Linked DNA regions of Homo sapiens: regions 1 and 3 are each linked to region 2. The links are chromatin contacts, found by Hi-C or POLR2A ChIA-PET in ENCODE. All regions are on one chromosome and are shown on one strand. Each heading gives the region's core, a stretch centred on a gene start or an enhancer-like site at or near the end of the contact. The rest is flanking DNA. Distances are from core to core; before and after follow the strand shown. Region 1 holds the start of TNFSF9 (TNF superfamily member 9). Region 2 holds the start of FCER2 (Fc epsilon receptor II). Region 3 holds the start of TNFSF14 (TNF superfamily member 14).

Region 1 (4,037 bases), core at 1,018-3,517, 1.2 Mb after region 2:
GTCTAGGGGGAGGGAAGGGGACAGGAGGAGGGCCTGGGGATGGGGAAGAGAATGGGAGTAAGGAGGAGGCTCTGGGCGAGGGGAAGAGGTAGGGAAGAGAGGCTGGGAGAGTGGGGAAGGGGCAGGAAAGAGGGAAGAAAAGCAGCGGGGAAGAGGGTTTCGAAAAGAAGGAGGCCAGAGACACAAAACCAGGCTGGGGGTTGGGGGTGTCAAGCCCCAGCTCTGAGAGGGCAGGGGTCCCAGGTGGGCCCAGATGGGGGTCTGATGGGGAGGCCATGGCATCCAGAGAGTCAGAGCAAGTCAGAAAGAGGGATCGGTGGCGTTCAAAGAGGGGAAGTAGCAGCTTTCAGAGACAGCAGCGGTCAAGGGTCAAAGCCAGTGTGCGGCAGAGCCTCACTCTCCAGGTTCCCCCTTCTTCGTATCCCGGGGTGGGGATGGTGGGGGGCCAGGGACCGGAAGTGGCGGAGGATACTTACCATTTTGGGCCACCAGCTGCGCAAACATGCCCTGTTAAAAGTAGAAAGGAGGAAAGTGGATGGGGGTTCCCCTAGAAAATGGAGGTTCTGTCCCCACTCACTTCAGCTGTCAGGGTCCCCAGAGTCTGTGCCGACCTGAAGCCTACGCTTCCCTTCCCTCCCAACTAAAGAACAGAGACCGCACACACACACACACAAACACACAAACACACGAACACAAACACAAACGAACACACACACGAACACCCACATTAACACACAGACACACGAACAAACACGAACACACACACGAACGCAAACACAAACACACACAAACACCCACACGAACACACACAGACACACACGAACACAAATATCCAAACACACCCACATGAACACAAACACCCACACGAACGAACAAACACAAACACCCACACGAACACACACCCACACGAACACAAACACACCCACGAACACACACACATACGCACCCCCACACGAACACACACACACGAACACAAACACCCACACAAACACGAACACACACACACACACACACACACACACACACGAAGCTGGTGGCTCAACCTGCCCCAAGGACAGATCTCCAAGAATTCAGGAGGGAAAAGCGATCCCTCTTCTTTCCAGCCCCCTTGGGGGTATTCCCCTGGGGGTCTTGAAAGGGAGAGGGGTACCTCAGATGTTGGGGATAAGGCTCTTTGGGAGTTAGCAAAGGAACTGGGGGTCTCCTTGGCGGTCCCAGATAAAGAGGAAGTGCCCCCCTCGGATCGGGGATGGAAAAAAGGTTCCCCCCAGAGATGCAGAGCTTGTGGGGGTGCGGGGTAAAAAGAGGTGCCCTCAATGTCCTAAGTCCTACATAGAGAAAGGAAGCCGTCGAGGGTTGGAGAACCGCGGAGGGTCCCCCGTCCAGGGTGCAGATGGGGTGCCTTGGGAATGCGGAATGAAGAGGGGTGCCCCCACCCACTGCCACATGGAGGGAAGCCAGCCTTTCTCCGACCCGGGGTGCAGAAGACGTATCCCTGAGGGGTTGAGGACTGTGGGGGTCTCCTCCTCCTGGCCTGGGGTGCTGATGGGGTCTCGGGATGCGGAATGAAAGGGGTGCCCTCCCGTGCAAGACGGAGAAGGAGAGCCCTTGGAGGTCCAAAAAGAACTTGTGGGGGTCTCCTCTCCCCCTCCCGGGATACAGATAGGGTCTCGTAGCGGGCGCAGGATGAAAGGGGTGCCCCCCGGACTAGAAGAAGGAGACCCTTGGGGGGTCCAAAAAGAACTGTTGGGCGGTCTCCTCCCCGCCCCCGGCCTGGGGTACAGATGAGGTGTCGTAGGGGTGCGGGATGAAAGGTGTGCCCCCCCGGCCTCGGTGCTAGATGGAGAATGGGAGCCCCGGTGGGTCTCCTCTCCCCGGCCGGGAGTGTAGAACAGGTGTCCCTGGGGGTGCGGGAGGGAGAAGGGAGTCCCAGAGGGGCGGTAGGGGTCTCCCGCGAGACCAGCTACCGAGGGTCGGGGCACGTCTCACCTGCCGCAGGTCCAAGAGGCCGGCGGGATCGTCGGGCGAAAGCTCGGGACCCTCGCGGAGTCTCGGGCTGGCCGCGGAGCCGGGCGAGGCGCGAGCCCCGGACACGGCCCAGGGGCAGGCGAGGAAGACGGCGCAGGCGGCAGCGAGCAGCAGCAGCAGCAGCAGCCCCGCGACCAGGGCCCAAGGCAGTACGCGGCAGGCGCGAGCGCGGGGCGCGGGAGGCCACGGGGCTTCGGGGTCCAGTGAAGCGTCAGAGGCGTATTCCATGACGAGAGACTGCGGGAAGACACAGCGCGCCGCTTTTTATAGCTGCTTGGCTACAAAAGGAGGCCACGCCCCTCCGCCCGCGGCCACGCCCCTCCGCCCGCGGCCACGCCCCTTCCCAGCCCAGAGCCTTTCCCCTCGTCCCCGTGACTCTGCGGAATTTTCTCCACTCGGATCTCTCTCCGCTTTTCGCTCTCCTTTCCGTTTCCGGCCTTCCAAGCTCGGCTCCAGGTTCCTTTCTCCCTGCTGTCTCTCCATCGCCCTGGTTCTCCCTCTCTGCCGCTCTTTCCCGGTATCTCTGTGGGTCTCTTGCTGACTCAGTCTCCTTTGCTCTCTGTGTCTCCCCGTTAACGTCTTTCTCTGTCTCTGTTGATTGCCTCTGCAGTGGGTGGAAAGAGATCTTTCTCTCTCTCTGCCAATTTATGTCTATGCGTGCCTCTGTGCCTGTATTATCTCTGTCTCTGTCTCTCTCTATCTCTGTCTCTAATTCTCTCTCCCTGTCTCTGGCTCTGTTATCTCTGTCTCTGTATCTCTCTGTCTAACTCTGTCTCTGGCTGTTATCTCTGTCTCTCATTGTATCTCTCTCTGACTCTCTCTCCCTGTCTCTGGCTCTGTTATCACTGGCTCTGTCTCTCTATCTGTCTTCTCTCTCTCTGCCTCTGACTCTCTCTCCCCATGTCTGGCTCTGTTATCTCTGTCTATATATCTCTCTCTGTCTCTGACTCTCTCTCCCTATCTCTGGCTCCGTTATCTCTGTCTCTGTATCTGTCTCTGGCTCTGTTATCTCTGTCTCTCTATCTCTGTCTCTGACTGTCTCTGGCTCTGTTATCTTTCTCCCTCTCTCTGCTTCTGTTATCTCTGTCGCTGTCTCTGGCTGTGACTCTCTCTCTCTGTCTCTGTGTCTGGCTCTCTCTGTCTCTGTCTCTGACTCTGTCTCTGGCTCTGTTATCTCTGTCTCTATGTCTCTGTCTCTGTGTCTCTCTCCCTGTCTCTGGCTCTTTTATCTATGTCTGTCTGTCTCTTTCTCTCTGTCTCTGACTCTCCCTATCTCTGGCTCTGTTATCTCTGTGTCTGTCTCTCTGTCTCTGACACTCTCTCCCTGTCTCTGGCTCTGCTATCTCTGTCTCTGTATCTCTCTTTGTCTCTGCCTCTCCCTGTCTCTGGCTCTTTTATCTATGTCTGTCTTGTGTCTCTTTCTCTCTGTCTCTGACTCTCCCTATCTCTGGCTCTGTTATCTCTGTGTCTGTCTCTGTCTCTGACACTCTCTCCCTGTCTCTGGCTCTGTTATCTCTGTCTCTGTCTCTCTGTCTCTGGCTCTGTTATCTCTGTCTCTGTATCTCTCTTTGTCTCTGCCTCTCCCTGTCTCTGGCTCTTTTATCTGTGTCAGTCTGTGTGTTTCTTTCTCTCTGTCTCTGACTCTCCCTATCTCTGGCTCCGTTATCTCTGTCTCTCTCCATCTCTGACTCCCTCTCTTTATGCATCTCTGTGTCTCTCCCTGTCTCTGTATGTCTCTGGCTCTCACTCTTTCTGTCTCTCTCCCTGTTTCTCTCTGTCTCTGATTCCCTCTGTCTCTCTCTGACTCTCTGTCTCTCCCTGTCTCTCTCCTTTTCCTTCTTTAGTCTCTCTTTGTCTCCTTCCCCTCCTCTCAGCACCCCCTAGCCCCCCATCACTAGGACTCCCCCGGGTTCCCCCACATCCAGCACTTCCTAAGAAGGGTCAGGCTTCAGCCAAGCCTCAACCACCCTCACTCCTGGAGCATCTGCCCCCTGATCCCCAACCCCCCA
Region 2 (4,525 bases), core at 1,758-4,257:
GTAGCTGGGATTACAGGCACCTGGAACCACTTCTGGCTAATTTTTGCACTTTTCGGTAGAGACGGGGTTTCACTGTGTTGGCCAGGCTGGTCTCAAACTCCTGACCTCAGGTGATCTACTCGCCTCAGCCTCCCAAAGTGTTGGGATGACAGGTATGAGCCACCACGCCCAGCCGGACACAGTTCTTAGTGACTTGTGTGCATATTAACACATCTAATTTTCACCACCACCCTAGGAATTAGATGCTTTGGTGATCAATGCTGCCTTATGTGAAGCACAGAGAGGTTAGGTGACTTGCCAAAGGTCACACAGCACTTCAATGGAAGAACCAGGAATTTGAACACAGGTAGTGTGGGTCAGGCATCTGCAGCCCTAGCCACTATGCCACCTAGACTTCTATATACTAAGACCCCTTGGCACTTTGCCCACCCTCCTCATCCTTCCCAAAATGTGTCCCCTGATCCTTAACACCCTCCCCACTCTCAACTGGGGAACTCCAAATCCCCACTCCTGGGTGGGCTACCTCCCATGTCTCTCACTCCAGAAGACACCCCCCTGTGCCCCTACAACCCACCTCCCAACCAGGAGGGGGCTGGGCTGGGCCATCCACTAGGGCTGGACGTTCCCACTGTGTCAGGGAGGGGCCTGGCTGAAATGTCCCCTGGACCCTGCACTCCAGAACAGCTGGGACCATGCTGCCTTGTCTGTCACCCTGGACCGAGTGACCCTTGGTGCATGCCTGTTGAGTGAATGACTGACTCTGGTGGTCTGAGGCTGTTCATTTTGGGTCCCAAAATGTCCCCTCCACCTTGATCTGGGGTAATGGCCGAGGACCAAGATGGTAAAGAAGTGAGGGAGGGTCCGGGTGCGGTGGCTCATGCCTGTAATCCCAACACTTCGGGAAGCCGACGTGGGTGGATCACTTGAGACCAGGAGTTCAAGACCAGCCTGGTCAACTTGGTGAAACCCCATCTCTACTACAAATACAAAAAATTAGCCAGGTGTAGTGGCGCGTGCCTGTAATCCCAGGTACTTGGGAGGCTGAGGCAGGAGAATCACTTGAATCCGGGGAGGCAGAGGTTATGGGGAGCTGAGATCATGCCACTGTACTCCAGCCTGGATGACACAGCAAGACTCTGTCTCAAAAAAAGAAAAAAAATCAAAAAGGAAGGGAAAGAGTTGGCCGCTGAGCATTGGAGAGGTGGCTGGGGGCTGCTGAGTGGACATAGGGACAGCATTTGAGGCCAAGCCAGGGTGGGGTCACTGGGGGATTAGTCTTGAGGGCAGGTCGGGTTGGGGATCCTAAGGGGGGGTCTGCCGTGGTGGCCAGGTGGGAGTGAGGACCCTGGAGGGTCTGTTTTGGGGGGCAAGACAGGAGGTAGAGCCCCAGGGAAGGCTGTCATGGGGGCAGGATGAGAGTGGGGAGGCCATGGAGGAGGCAGTCCCAGGGACAAGGCAAACCAGGCAGGGGGAACCCTAAGAGGGGGATGTCACCTGGTCCAGGGGGAAGAGGGAGCAGCTGTGGGGATGGGGAGAAGCAGGTTATTTTTTTGAGACGAGCCAGGCGCGGGTGCTGGGTGAGCGGTGGGGTGGAAGATCGGGAAGTGCTTGGACAAGGCCTGGACCTGGGCCGGGGTGTCTGGGTGGATGGACGGACTGTCCCACCAATGGGGACACACGAGGAGAAGGAGGAGGAAGCTTGGGAATAAGTCCAGCTGGGCCATGTTGTGAGGACATGGGGATGAAGTCTTAGTTCCAGGATGGGGCTGGGATGGAGTTTGGTGTTTCTTTTCTGTTTTTCTTTCTTTTTTCTTTTCTTTTTTTTTTTTGTGAGACAGAGTTTAGCTTTTGTTGCCCAGGCTGGAATGCAATGGCGCGATCTCGGCTCACCGCAACCTCTGCCTCCCGGATTCAAGCGATTCTCCTGCCTCAGCCTCCCGAGTAGCTAGGATTACAGGTGCCCACCACCATGCCCAGCTAATTTTTTTTTTTTTTTTTTTTTTTTTGTATTTTCAGTAGATACAGGGTTTCACCATGTTGGCCTTGAACTCCTGACCTCAGATGATCCACCTGCCTCGGCCTCCCAAAGTGCTGGGATTACAGGCGTGAGCCACTGTGCCCGGTCTCTCTCTCTCTCTTTCTCTCTCTCTTTCTTTCTTTCATCTCACTGTGTTGCCCAGGCTGATCTTGAACTCCTGGGCTCAAGTGATCCACTCACCTCTGCCTCCCCAGTAGCTGGGATCACAGGCATGCACCACCATGCCCTGCTAGTTTTTATAGTTTTTGTAGAGACAACGGCTTGCTATGTTGTCCAGGCTGGTCTTGAACTCCCAGGCTTAAGTGATCCTCCCACCTCAGCCTCCCAAAGTGCTGGGATTACAGGCGTGAGCCACCGTGCCCAGCCAAAACTGTCCATATTTGACCTGAATATTATCTCACGTATCTTTCTTTCCCCCCGCTTCCCTCCTTCCCTCCTACTCCTCCTTCTCCCTCTCCTTCCTTCTGTCTTTTTTTTCCCCTTCCTCTGCCTCTCTCTCCTCTTCCCTTTTTTCTTGCTGGGACTCAAACCTGGGACATTTGACCTGGGAGCCTATTTGCTCAATCATCAAGAGACATAATCTCATGGTGGGGTGTCTGCTGGTAAGTGCCGGGTGGCAGGATCCCAACTCCAGGCCGTCCTTCTAACCCAAGAGGCCCTGCCTCTGCCTAGAGCCTTCCGTGGCTCCCCAGGGCCCTCTGTGATCGGCCATAGTGGTATGATTCAGTGTGCAGTAACAGTGGTTCACATCTTGACGCTACCACTCACCTCCTTCAGCCCTGTGGGAACTTGCTGCTTAACATCTCTAGTTCTCACCCAATTCTCTTACCTGAGAAATGGAGATAATAATAACACGGACTTCACCCGGGTGTGGGGAGCACCAGGAGAGGCCATGCGTGTAATGTTATCCGGGTGGCAAGCCCATATTTAGGTCTATGAAAATAGAAGCTGTCAGTGGCTCTACTTTCAGAAGAAAGTGTCTCTCTTCCTGCTTAAACCTCTGTCTCTGACGGTCCCTGCCAATCGCTCTGGTCGACCCCAACACACTAGGAGGACAGACACAGGCTCCAAACTCCACTAAGTGAGTACGTATCTGGTGTGTTGGGGGTTGGCCATGGGAAGTGGAGATCAAAGCGCCCTTGGAAGAAACGACCTTGGGCTGAGCCTCAAGGGATGACCAGCAGGAGGTCACAACCAGAGAAGGGAGGTGGTGGGTGGTGAGGGGGCGGGGGTGGGGGCCGCAGTGTGGACAGAATCTCGAGGCATTCGAGTCCCTGATTTGGGGAAGTGAAAGCAGGCCATCTGGTCTGAGATGAGCTTGGTGAGTGCGCTGGGCCGATCATAGAGGGCCCTGGGGAGCCATGGAAGACTCTAGGCAGAGGCAGGACCTCTTGGGTTAGAAGGACGGCCTGGAGTTGGGATCCTGCCACCCAGCACTTACCAGTAGACACCCCACCATGAGATTATGTCTCCAGATGATTGAGCAAATGGGCTCCCAGCTCAAGGGTCCCGGGTTTGAGTTCCAGTCCCACCACTGCGTGATGGGGACAAATGACTTACCCTCTTGGAACCTCAGTTCCACTGAGAGAGGCCCCACAGAATGAGGACAGTCCCCCAGCATCCTGCCAGTAGGTTTACTGAGCACCTACTGTGTGCTGGTGCTTTGAATACTCCCAATTTACAGATGAGCAAACTGAGCTGCTCATCCAGGAAGAAGCCAGGACTCGGACTCAGGTCTGTCCAGCTGCCTCCCTGGACAGTTCCAGTCCCAGGATGGTCTCTGGGTTCCTCTCACAATGTCAAAAGGGCCAGCTTGAGCTGCCGCTAATCAGAGCCTGGCCGCGCCACACCCCACCTCCCTGAGGCTCCGAGAGAAGGGACTTACCTATAGTCAAGCAGCGAAAGAAGGTAGCCCGTGACCTCCAGGCCTGAAGGACCCCAAGTCCCATGCTCCTCAGCACATAGTAGATGCTTTAAAGTCAGAGGACTTGGTCGGGCGCAGTGGCTCACGCCTGTAATCCTAGCACTTTGGGAGGCTGAGGAGGGCAGATCACCTGTGGTCAGGAGTTCGAGACCAGCCTGATCAATATGGTGAAACCCTGTCTCTACTAAAATACAAAAATTAGCCAGGTGTGGTGGTGGGTGCCTGTAGTCCCAGCTACTTGGGAGGCTAAGACAGGAGAATCGCTTGAACCCGGGAGGTGGAGGTTGCAGTGAGCCAAGATGGTGCCATTGCACTCTAGCCTGGGTGACAGAGCGAGACTCCATCTCAAAAAATAAAAAAATAGGCCATGCACAGTGGCTCACGCCTGTAATCCCAGCACTTTGGGAGGCCGAGGCGGGCGGATCATGAGGTCAGGAGTTTGAGACTAGCCTGGCCAACATAGTGAAAACCCGTCTCTACTAAAAATACAAAAATTATCTGGTCATGGTGGCACGTGCCTATAGTCCCAGCTACTCGGGAGGCTGAGGCGGGAGAATCGCTTG
Region 3 (4,062 bases), core at 362-2,861, 1.0 Mb after region 2:
ACTCAGGAGGCTGAGGCAGGAAAATTGCTTGAATCCGGGAGGCAGAGGTTGCAGTGAGCCAAAATGGCACCACTGCACTCCAGCCTGGGTGACAAAGTGAGACTCTGCCTCAAAAAAAAAAAGAAAGAAAAAGGCTGGGTGCGGTGGCTTATGCCTGTAATCCCAGCACTTTGGGAGGCCAAGGCAGGCGGATCACGAGGTCAGGAGATTGAGACCATCCTGGCTAACACGGTGAAACCCCGTCTCTACTAAAAATACAAAAAATTAGCTGGGTGCGGTGGTGGGCGCCTGTAGTCCCAGCTACTCAGGAGGCTGAGGCAGGAGAATGGCGTGAACCTGGGAGGCGGAGCTTGCAGTGAGCCGAGATCGCACCACTGCACTCCAGCCTGGGCGACAGAGCGAGACTCCGTCTCGAAAAAAAAAAAAATCCACGCTTGAATGCATGCACACTCATACATGGACCTCCCCACACACATGAACACACCCGTGCAAGTGCGCACACACACATACACGCACCAATGCACAGGCACACACACATGCACACACCTGCACACAGCACATATATGCACACCCACTTGCACATGTGATGCATGTTCACACATACACACACGTGCACATGCATGCATGTACATGGACCACATGCACATGCACACAGATGACCATACACATATGCATGCACCTGCCCACATATGCACGCACATTTACATGCCAGCACATGTATGATACACAGGCATGCGCCTGCACATGTGTACATGATACACACTTGCATGCACACAACTGAATACACACATTCACATGCACACACTGCACACATATATGCATGCAGACAAGCACACACACAGAGCACACATCCACTCCTTTATTCCACTCTTGTGTTTTTCACTGCACTTGTCACATCAAAACACAACAGAAGGCCGGGCATGGTGCGGCTCACGTTTGTAATCCCAGCACTTTGGGAGGCTGAGGTGGGTGGATCGCTTGAGGTCAGGAGTTCGAGACCAGCCTGACCGACATGGTGAAAACCCATCTCTACTAAAAATACAAAAAGCAGCCAGGCGTGGTGGCACGCGCCTGTAATCCCCGCTACTTGGGAGGCTGAGGCAGGAGAATTGCTTGAACCCAGGAGGTGGAGGTTGTAGTAAGCTGAGATCGCGCCACTGCACTCCAGCCTGGGCAACAGAGCGAGACTCCATCTCAAAAACAAAACAAATAAACGAACAAAAAAACCCACAACGTATTATTTTCTTGTTTACGAGGTTTCTTGTCTCTCTGGCTCCACCAGAAGAGGAGCAGGGACCCTTCTTGCTGTTGTTCATTGCTGCATCCCCCACACCGAGAGCAGAGCCTGGCATGGGCAGAAAGTCCTCAGTCGATATTTGGTGGCCCCAAGCGAATGAAGCATCCAAGAAGGGAAAGCTGGGGGCTCCCCACTGCACTTGCCACCTGAGTCACATTTTCAGAAGCCTCTGGAAAGTGTGAGAGTCTGTATGAGTGAGAGTGAGACAGGGCCAAGACCGGGGGCGGCGGGTACCGGAAGAAGAGGAGGGTGAGTGGGGGAAGGGGTGGGGCTGAACCCCAGCTCTAAAGGCGGCCCACGGGTGCCTGTCCGCAGCGTGCACAGCCCAGGAGTGTTGAGCAATTTCGGTTTCCTCTGAGGTTGAAGGACCCAGGCGTGTCAGCCCTGCTCCAGACACCTTGGGCATGGAGGAGAGTGTCGTACGGCCCTCAGTGTTTGTGGTGGATGGACAGACCGACATCCCATTCACGAGGCTGGGACGAAGCCACCGGAGACAGTCGTGCAGTGTGGCCCGGGTGGGTCTGGGTCTCTTGCTGTTGCTGATGGGGGCCGGGCTGGCCGTCCAAGGCTGGTTCCTCCTGCAGCTGCACTGGCGTCTAGGAGAGATGGTCACCCGCCTGCCTGTGAGTGGGACCGGGGGGCTGAGAGCAGGTGGAGGTGAGGGGGGCTCCCCTGTGTCATTGTGGGTCACTGTGTGTCTGTGTGTGTGTGTGTGTGTGTGTGTGTGTGTGTGTGTAGGACAGGGCACAGGCTGAGAGCAGCTGGCTTGACTGGTTGCTGCTCCCAGCCTTGGGCAAGTGAATTCACCTCTCTGAACCTCAGTGTCTTCATCTACAAAATAAGGGCAGTCTCTTCATAGGGGACGAAGTATGCTATGGCATGTGTAGTACCAGACGATGCCAGCTCCACCCGTCGGAACTGACACCCCAACACTGCCATGCACACCCCTGTGCACACACGCATGCATTTTCTCTGTACTTTTTTATTTTTGAGACGGAGTTTCACTCTCGTTGCCCAGGCTGGAGTGCAATGGCATGATCTCTGCTCACCGCAACCTCTGCCTCCCGGGTTCAAGTGATTCTCCTGCCTCAGCCTCCCGAGTAGCTGGGATTACAGGCATGCGCCACCACGCCTGGCCAATTTTGTATTTTTAGTAGAGATGGGGCTTCTCTATGTTTGTCAGGCTGGTCTCAAACTCCCGACCTCAGGAGATCCACCCGCCTCAGCCTCCCAAAGTGCTGGGATTACAGGTGTGAGCCACTGCGCCTGGCCTTCTCTGGTACTCTTATTACTGTTACTGCGATTGTCATTAATTCTCTGACCATTTCCATCTGTGGAAATTTCTCGGTCTGCTTCCAGCTGGCTGTGGATGTGTCCGCCTGTCTGTGTGCCTCACCTGGGGGTCTATGTGTGCCCAACACCATACCCCTGTGGGCTTGGCCCCTTTTGTGTCCTGGGTCTGGATCCGGTGGCCACACATTCGTGTCCATATACCCATGTGGACGTATGTGCGTGTACCCACATGTCCACACACCCGCCTAGCTGCAGCCGGTGTATTCACGTTGTCTGTCTTTGTCTCTGGGTCTCTGTGTCTGTAGACGCACATGGATCCATAAACCACAAACCACATGTCCACGCATCTGAGCCCACATGTGTCTTCTCAGCGTCATGATGATGTTGAGGTCTGTGCCCTGTGGCAGGTGCTATATCCCAAGGGTGGTGTCCATGTGTCCAGCCATCTCGCTGTCTGCATTTTTTTTTTTTTGAGACAAGGTTTCTCTCCCATAGCCCAGGCTGTAGTGTAGTGGTGCAGTCTTGGCTCACTACAACCCCACCTCCCAGGTTCAAGTGATTCCCTTGTCTCAGCCTCCTGAGCAGTAGCTGGGATCACAGGCATCCGCCACCGTGCCTGGCTAATTTGTGTATTTTTAGTACAGACGGGGTTTCACCATGTTGGCCAGACTTGTCTCGAACTCCTGACCTCAAGTGATCCACCTGCCTCAGCCTCCCAAAGTGCTGGGATTACAGGTGTGAGCCACCACGCCTGGCCTTGTCCCTGTATTTTTAAATATTACTTATTTATTTAATTAATTACATATTTATTTATCTTAGAGACTGTGTCTCACTCTGCTTCCCAGGCTAGAGTGGAGTGGCACGATCATAGCTCACTGCAGCCTTGAACTCCTGGGCTCAAGCAAGCCTCCTGTCCCAGCTTCATGAGTAGCTGGGACTACAGGCATGCACCACCATGCCTGGCTAATCTTAAAAATTTTTTGTAGAGATGAGGTCTTGTTGTGTTGCCCAGGCTGGTCTTAAACTCCTGGCCTCAAGCTGTCCTCCCACTTTGGCCTCCCAAAGTGCTGGGATTACAGGTGTAAGCCACTGCTCTGGGCAATGTTATTTATTTATTAAACCCTTTTATTTATTTATTTATTTTTTGAGATAGAATCTCACTCTGTCACCTAGGCTAGAGTGCAGTGGCACAATCTGGGCCCACTGCAACCTCCCAGGTTCAAGCGATCCTCCTGCCTCAGCCTCCAGAGCAGCTGGGATTACAGGCACCCACCACCAGGCCCAGCTAATTTTTGTAGTTTTAGTAGATACAGGGTTTTACTGTGTTGGCCAGGCTGGTCTCGAACTCCTGACCTCAGGTAATCTGCCCACCTCGGCCTCCCGAAGTGCTGGGATTAGAGGTGTGAGCCAATGCACCCGACCTATTAAACCTTTCTCTAGTGCATACTATGTGCCAAGCACTGTAATAATGC

Evidence for each region. A loop is a pair of places that touch in the nucleus more often than their neighbours do. ChIA-PET counts read pairs that join two places held with the same protein, here RNA polymerase II (POLR2A). Pooled maps may share reads with other maps.
Region 1: a map of GM12878 shows a loop between it and region 2 (2.6-fold over the local background). The contact joins the promoter of TNFSF9 here to the promoter of FCER2 in region 2. A Hi-C loop is called at or near these places in 1 of 168 maps with a recorded cell type or tissue (GM12878), 4 of 37 single-sample maps with no recorded cell type and 4 of 50 pooled maps. POLR2A ChIA-PET finds 5 or more read pairs at or near these places in 1 of 52 experiments (PC-3).
Region 3: a loop to region 2 is called in a map with no recorded cell type, with 8 times the contacts of the local background. The contact joins the promoter of TNFSF14 here to the promoter of FCER2 in region 2. A Hi-C loop is called at or near these places in 5 of 37 single-sample maps with no recorded cell type and 3 of 50 pooled maps.

The regions. Positions count from the first base shown.
Region 1 is chr19:6,529,256-6,533,292 of GRCh38, reverse strand. TNFSF9 (TNF superfamily member 9) reads right to left here and starts at 2,267. Exons shown (of 3, transcript NM_003811.4): 1 at 1,990-2,267; 2 at 477-507. The coding sequence starts at 2,256. RefSeq lists enhancers at 1-387, 388-888, 1,490-1,589 and silencers at 2,000-2,069, 2,210-2,439.
Region 2 is chr19:7,700,613-7,705,137 of GRCh38, reverse strand. It overlaps FCER2 (Fc epsilon receptor II), which reads left to right and starts at 3,007. Exons shown (of 11, transcript NM_001220500.2): 1 at 3,007-3,123. LOC105372262 (a long non-coding RNA gene) reads left to right here. Exons shown (of 5, transcript XR_936296.2): 4 at 236-346; 5 at 2,017-2,058. RefSeq lists an enhancer at 3,011-3,120.
Region 3 is chr19:6,667,709-6,671,770 of GRCh38, reverse strand. It overlaps TNFSF14 (TNF superfamily member 14), which reads left to right and starts at 1,611. Exons shown (of 4, transcript NM_001376887.1): 1 at 1,611-1,920. The coding sequence starts at 1,702. RefSeq lists a silencer at 482-581 and enhancers at 1,152-1,381, 1,762-1,851, 2,752-2,941, 3,002-3,091.